Regions from separate parts of the Homo sapiens genome. Here all the other regions are linked to region 1. A link is an interaction called in ENCODE POLR2A ChIA-PET data of the cell type or tissue named here. Cell type or tissue: MCF 10A. All regions are shown on one strand.

Evidence for each region. Peaks named below come from ENCODE experiments on the same cell type or tissue, not always from the same donor. Only the 100,000 strongest peaks of a DNase experiment are listed, where the experiment ranks them.
Region 2: POLR2A ChIA-PET joins it to region 1 with 19 read pairs; 4 of 35 experiments call an interaction of 5 or more read pairs at or near these places.
Region 3: POLR2A ChIA-PET joins it to region 1 with 23 read pairs; 7 of 35 experiments call an interaction of 5 or more read pairs at or near these places.

What each region holds. Positions count from the first base shown.
Region 1 is chr2:172,230,945-172,233,444 of GRCh38, forward strand. No RefSeq gene overlaps it. Among named protein-coding and RNA genes, the nearest start is that of DLX2-DT, 130 kb to the left of the region's middle. In MCF 10A, no CTCF peak of the experiment used is centred here; DNase peaks (open chromatin) are centred at 7 and 1,177.
Region 2 is chr2:172,446,476-172,448,975 of GRCh38, forward strand. All of the region lies in intron 1 of ITGA6 (integrin subunit alpha 6), which reads left to right. Among named protein-coding and RNA genes, the nearest start is that of ITGA6-AS1, 18 kb to the right of the region's middle. In MCF 10A, no CTCF peak of the experiment used is centred here; a DNase peak (open chromatin) is centred at 1,556.
Region 3 is chr2:172,281,775-172,284,274 of GRCh38, forward strand. All of the region lies in intron 2 of LOC107985960 (a long non-coding RNA gene), which reads left to right. Among named protein-coding and RNA genes, the nearest start is that of ITGA6, 140 kb to the right of the region's middle. In MCF 10A, no CTCF peak of the experiment used is centred here; no DNase peak of the experiment used is centred here.

The sequences.
Region 1 (2,500 bases):
GAGATGCCAGCTATTCCATACATCATCCTCTGCCACCTGCCAAGGAGGCGAGATACTGCTGGGGAGAAAACAGCTTTTACTCATTCCTTTGTATTTGGGCCTGAATACCAGCCAGAAGCAGTGGGGTTTGGTTAGTAAGTCTGTCGCAAATCATGCTAATGGAAGTGCTGTGTAGAACATCAGGGCTGGGGAGTGTGTGATTGTTGAAAATTTCAGGCAGGGTGTTATCCTCCCCAGTGTTCCACTTAAGGAGCTGCTCTGCTGCAATCACATCATTGTGGCTGGGTGTGAGCAGCCTGCTCTGACAGGAAAGGACAGGCAAGGTTCGGGGTGGGGAGCACTCGGAGGTCTGTGATGTGATTAGTGGAGGGTTAGCACGGACAAGCTGTTGGCCTGGTCTCTTGAGTAGTGAACCCAGATGGGAGAGACAGTTTGCCGAATGCACAAAGACAAAGGAGAGCAGGACAGTTACAAGTGCCACCCTCAAACTCCATCAGACGGTGCTAGGTGAGGTTTCCCTTGGACTTATACCATCTGACAAGTTGGCCAAATTAGACATCATACTCAAAGAAAGGGCCCACCATGTTCAGGGAGAAATCTTTCAGTCCTGGGGCATAGAGGTTTGCCATTGTCTTCCCTCTGCCTGACTTTGGTGCGTCCTGGCACTCAGCTTTCACGGTTGGCCCAGGTCTGAGTTTCATGTTGCTCCCATCTGTCCCTTTCACCTGGAGAACCTGTTATACTTCATGACCTGCTGACATCCTCCTCCAGTAGGTAATGTGTGGTGCTAGAGGCCCTTCATTTTACCAGTGATATCAGAGGTGTACTGGAGGCAGAAGAGTCGCCCACAGCAGAATGGCTCATGGTGAAACCTGCAGAGGTTATCTGAATGAGTCCTTCCTGGTTTACATGAGCTATCTTTAGGAAAGCAGGGGCTTCCATTTTTCCACTAACATTGCCCAAATGCCTCTCCTTTCCCACCTTGTCCCAAACACACACCTGCACCCCTCCTTGGCTCCCTTCTTCTCTCCCTAGGTGACTAGATTAGTAAATCTGAGTTAAATACACTTGAAGGGGCCTTGGTGTTTTTTAAGCCGTGGTGCTGAACCAGCTTCTCCTGCTGCCTGCCCTCCTGAGTCATTGCCTGGCCTAGTTGCCAGTAAGAGTTGGGAGGAGGGAAAGGTGACTAATAACAAGCATGGGGGAATCTTTAGCCTGGAGAGCGATTTTCCTGCTTTCTTTACACCAAGTCATTGTGTGGAAGGAATGCGTGTGTGTGTGTGTGTGTGTGTGTGTGTGTGTGTGTGTGTGCATGCTGGGGCCTTTTCCAAAAGCAAGTGCTTTCTCAGCATCACCTGGGGCCCTTGCCACAGGAGGATGTTCTGAGGTCATGCTCTTTTCCTTCTTGTTGTCAGACTCGAGTCCAACATTAGCTTTGTTATTCCGGCCAGATGAGGAAGGAGACCATTTGGAAGTCATTTTTCACCATGTTCTTGGGCTTACTAATCCGATCACCTTTCTTGTCAGATCAAAGGTGATTGTTAAGTGTACTAAATTCTTCACACAGGACTTTTGCCCTTTTTTCAAATTTCTGTTTCTCCAAAACTGTAAAAATGAGCATAGATGCTTTCAAAATGAAAGTCCCTCCACAAATAACCCTAATGGAAAGGGAAACAACATCCTTCGGTACACTTCTTGCTTTCTGGGCCCTCAGAGAAGGGATCGGTCTGGGAGAAAGGGATTGTGTATCCAAACTGGACACCTCCAGCCAGCCAGAAAAGAGGATCTGTGCCTTTATTTATACTGTATTTACACAGCTCGGTGACCATTGAAGAAGTCTGTTTAATGAAATGCTGGAGTCGTTTTTAGATGGGCCTGTTGGAATCATTATGAGTAAACACGTGTAGAGATTTATTTTCCTTCTCCCAGAGGTCTCTTGGAGGTCCCTGAAGATAAATATTTGCATGGTTTCCAGTTTATACTTCCCCAGCCTAATGTGGTGCTGAGGCAAGTGGTTTGCCTCCTTTCACTGAGCTTGTTAACATGCACAGGACCCCTGTCCTCCCAGGGCGGGCTGTGACATTCTAACCCTGCCTCAGAGACAGTGCCTGGGTGGGCAGCCACTTGACCAACCTAAAGGCTAGTGCAGGCGTGGGCTTGTTGCTGTTCCAAGCAACCACACGCGGTAGTTGGTGGAGTGGACCAGCTTGAATCTAATGGTTTACCTTGCGTTCATGAAGCCAGGTCCTGCGTGAATCTGCATGGCTGCCCCAGTGTTATGGAATGTGGGGGCAGTGGACATAATTCTCAAGTGTCCTGAGAAATGCAGATCTCTGGAATTCTCAGTGTTCTCTTTGGGAAGCTGATTTACACTTGCTTTTCAATTGTTTTCCCTTCAGACCCTTAATCCAAAACAAACCAGGAGATGTTACCAAAGACATGGTTTAAACAATTTTTTTGATTGGTCTTTGTCTCCTTTCTTGGTTTAAAGTGAGGGGAC
Region 2 (2,500 bases), 220 kb after region 1:
AATGATAAAACTTTATTCCCATAACAGAAATTTACTAAGCATCTACTATGTGCCGAGCACTGTGCAAAGGTCAGGGATGGAAATGGTGAGCTCACAATCCAAGTGTGTACAGTTTCCTAGACTTGGTTTCTTGAAAGGAAAACTCACTAGAGATTGGACTCCAAATCACAAATGTCATTTGGCAACTGATAAGTCGGGTATCTGGTAATTCAGAAGCACAGGAAATGATTAAATGCCACATTTGACAAGATCTGGCAGCTGCCTTGTGAAACTGAAAGAACAGGATTGCCTGGAGACAATTATCAGAACTTGGACTTTCATTTTTCCTTGCTGCAGTAGACAGTGTTTTATTGTGGCTCTTTAAGAGATGTCTTAGTGGTATGAATTGCTTGGTCAGCTGAAAACTTTTCACCTAATTTAATTTTATTTTTAATTTTTTTGAGACAGAGTCTCACTCTGTTGCCCAGGCTGGAGTGCAGTGGCGCAATCTTGGCTTAGTGCAACCTCCACCACCCAGGTCCAAGCGATTCTTGTGCCTTGGCCTCTGAAGTAGCTGGGATTACAGGTGTGCACCACCGTGCCCGGCTAATTTTTGTATTTTTAGTAGAGATGGGGTTTCGCCATGTGGGCCAGGTTGGTCTCAAACTCCTGACCTCAAGTGATCTCCCTGCCTGAGCCTCCCAAAGTGCTGGGATTATAGGTGTGAGGCACCACGCCTAGCCAAATTTTATTTTTATTTTTATTTATTTATTTTTTATTTTGTGAGATGGAGTCTCACTCTGTCGTCCAGACTGGAGTGCAGTGGTGTGATCTCCGCCTCCCAGGTTCAAGCTATTCTCATGCCTCAGCCTCCCAAGTAGCTGGGATTGCAGGCGTCCACCACTATGCCCAGCTAATTTTTGTATTTTTAGTAGAGACGAGGTTTTACCATGTTGACTAGGCTGGCCTCGAACTCCTGATCTCAAGTGATTCGCCCATCTCAGCCTACCAAAGTGCTACGATTACAGGTGTGAGTCACCACACCCAGCCCCAATTTTATTTTAAAATGAGCTAGTTATATATTTATTTCTGTACTTACAAATTTCTGTTGAAGTGGAATTCTTGATCATTTTAAATGCAGGCCAGTTGCTTTTGTGATTTTTATGTTGTTGCTAATGTTATTCTTTTTTCCTTGAGGTTATTGAAATTCTTATGTTGGGAGGTAAGAAGCAAGTGTTGGTGGACCAAGGTCACACCAAAAATAGATCCTAGGGATAGAACCAGAATTCCAGAATTCTTTTCCTGTCTCCTCCTCCATTTTCCTGATCTGACCGCTCTTATTAGCATATTCCCTTTAAATAGTTGAAATTGAGGGTTGTGATTTCACATTTTTTCCCCCGGTACGTGGTAAAGACTTTGAGCTGAAGGAGTTGAAAGTTGTGGATGTTAAAAACACGTTCTGCTTTGGATGTTCCTTTACTGCATGAGCTCCCTTGCTCTTAATGAGACACACCCATAGTAAAGTCCAGACACTCAGTCTGGACTTAACTGAGTCAGGTTAAGAACTAGAACCCTCAGGCGCAAATGTCACATGAGCATCATATTCACTAGAAAATGGGTTTAGTTCTAGCATGCTCTTTCAAGGAGGCAGGAAAGAAGGCATCTTGTGAAATTTTGGGAAGGCCAGGATAAAATTGCTGGTCTTGTGCTCCAGTTAAAGGTAACAGGTATTCTTTGCCTTTAATTTTGCCTTTAGCACAGATCTCAAAGTACTTAATAGACGTTAATTATAACTGACCATGCTCTTGTAATAGATTTTTTTTAATGAGTAAACTGGGGTGTAGTGATGTCATCAAATCAAGCAGAAAGGAGACTCTTGGAGTAGTGGTTTAGAGCAAGATCTGGGAGCCCAGGAGTGCTAGGCACAACTCCTGGTTTGTCACTTACCAGCTGTGTGACCTTGGACAAGTTACTTGTCTTCTCAATTTGTGTCCACATTTGTAAAATGGGTAATGGCAATAGTGTCTCTTATATTATTGTCTCTTATAGTGTCTCATGTTATTAGGCAGAGTACCTAATATGAGAGCATAGGAGATGATAGCTGTTGGGGCATTATTAATAATAGCTTGTTTGCCTCCTTTGAAAGTAGGCTATGTTTGTGATTTCTTAGAAGGTTATTAGAAATCTAGTCTTTTGAATGTGGAGTTGTAGTTTATAGTCAAAAGAGAGCCTCAGCCTTTTAACCAACTTTCTGTGTAAACATGAAAATTCCGGGCTGGATTTGTTCCACTGTGAATTTTAGCTCACACTTGCCCAACTGGATTATCCAGTAAGTATAATTTAAAAATAGGGTTTGGTTTTTCTTCTCCAAACACCCTTAAGGTTACAAAAAAAAGCAGGATCTGCTTCCTGCCCTCAAGGAGTTTATAGCCTAGTAAAGTGAAATTGGGAGAAGTACTTGCCCTTGGAGATGATGAAACTTGAGTTAGGGGTCTTGAAGGCAAAATCGTAGGTAAGGCCT
Region 3 (2,500 bases), 51 kb after region 1:
AGACAGTCTGAGCTCATCAGATTCAGGACATGAGGAAAGTTATCTTGGTTTTCCTTTCTACTCTCCCTTCTTCCCTTCACTCTTTCCTTTCCTCCATCTTGTCCACATTTTCTAGACTGCTTACTGTCACTTTCTGAAACAAGAAAAAGATTCCACTTTTCATTGCTTATTAATGCTAAATGACTACCCATTCCCTCGAAGCTATTAATATATATATAAAGAAGTAGGGCATGGAGTGCTGAAATGCAACTGTGTGTCACTTAACAATGTAGATATGTTCTATGAAGTGCATTGTCAGGCGATTTCTTTGTGCAAACATCATAGAGTGTACTTGCATAGCTCTAGATGGTACTGCCTACTATACACCTGGGCTGTGTGGTATAGCCTATTGCTCCTAGGCTATAAAACTGTACAGCATGTTACTGTACTGAATATACCATAGGCAGTTGTAACACAATGATCAGTATTTGTGTATCTAAACATAGAGAAGGTTATGGTATAAAAGATAAAAAATGATATACTTGTAAGGACACTTACCATAAGTGGAGCTTACAGGACTGGAAGTTGCTCTGGGTGAGTCAGTGAGTAAGTGGTGAGTGATTGTGAGGGCCTGGGACATTACTGTACATTACTGTAGACTTTATAAACACAGCACACTCAGGCTACACTAAATTCATTTTACTTTTTTTGAGACAGTCTCACTCTGTCATTCAGGCTGGAGTGCAGTGGCATGATCTTCGCTCACTGCAACCTCTGCCTCCTGGGTTCAAGTGATTCTCCTGCCTCAGCCTCCCTAGTAGCTGGGCTTACAGTTGCCCACCACCATGCCTGGCTAATTTTTGTATTTTTAGTAGAAATGAGCTTTCACCATGTTGGCCAGGCTGGTCTCAAACTCTTGACCTCAAGTGATCCGCCTGCCTTGGCCTCCCAAAGTGCTGGGATTAGAGGCGTGAGCCACTGTGCCTGGCTTAAATTTATTTTAAAACTCTTCTTTCTTCAATAATAAATTAACCTTAGCTTACTGTAACTTTTTCACTTTATAAGCTTTTTAATGTTTTTAACTTCTTTTGGAATAACACTTAGCTTTAAACACAAAGGCATTATACAGCTATGCAAAAATATTTTCTTTATATCCTTATTCTATACATTTTTTTCATTAAATTTTATTATTATTATTTTTACTTTTAAACTTTTTTGTTAAAAACTAAGACAACTACACACACATTAGCCCGGGCTTAATCATCGGGGTCAGGATCATCAATATGTCATCAGGGGATAGGAATTTTCCAGCTCTATTCTAATCCTATGGCATCACCATCATACATGCAGTCTGTTGTTGCCTGATGTCACTGTGTGGCACATGACTGCAGGGGGTGTGGGAAGCCCATTTCTGAGTCAGTTAGAAGGCATATATATTTTCTTCCTTTGCCGTCACTTTACGTTTGTAATTCTGAGGCTCTCTACACGGTTCACTTGGGACTGTATGTTAAGGCTGCTGTTAACTATAAAACAGGTTAAACTGTATTTCAGAGTAGGCATAATTAATGAGGGTGTTATTTCAGGAACAATGATAGGGATTGTGAATAGTCAAGATTCATTCTAGAATGAGCAAGAAATTTGCTGGAAAAAAGAGGTGTAATGAAAAAGGAAGCTTCTTTCTATTTCTGATGAGGAGCTTGGTATGTCTGTAGTTTGATTTTGTAACAATTGTTTTCCCTGAAGTAATTTGGATGCTGCATTAGTCTGATTATTATGATTTCCTGTTTAGAACCCAGATACCTTCTCGATATGTCCCCAATAGCATATTTCTGGAAATGACTTCAACCAATTACATTAGCTCTCATTCCCTTGGTTTCTATGTGGTTGACCAGACAGGAATCAGGCTGCCTGAGTGTGCAATCCAGATAGCAAGAGGCAGTCGGTAGAGAGAGTGTGAAATTGCCCTGAGATACTGTGTGGTCTGCAGGCGGGTCCAAGTGAAGGAATGTGATGCAGCTGAGGCCTCGGGGGTGGGGCCGGGGGGCATATTTTTGATGTCTGAAATATCTTGACCAACTGGCCTTTCAGGGATAATTTTGATGACCATGTTTCATCTGGTGCCGAGTCTACTTCTGGTGCTTGACTCATGAAGGTATCAGTGATGACAAGGATAATGAAATTTATCTTCAAACCTACTCCCCTTAAATGTAGTAGATGTAAGCACTGGGACAAATCTGAAAAGAGTCTTCAGCATCTCCTTAAGGTTACTACTATTATGGATAATAGTGCTGTATCATTTACAAAACCATAGCCATATTGTGCAGCAGGTATTATTATTCCTGTTTTACAGATGTGTAAACTGAGGCACAGAGAGGTTCAGGGATATACTAATGTTGCCTACCGAGTGAGCAGTGGAGGTGGGATTTGACCCCAGTTGCCTGAATCCAAATCATCCCGTTCCCATCTTCTCCCCTAATGATGTCATGCCCCATGCTGCATCGGTGGAGGGGTTTTATGGGAG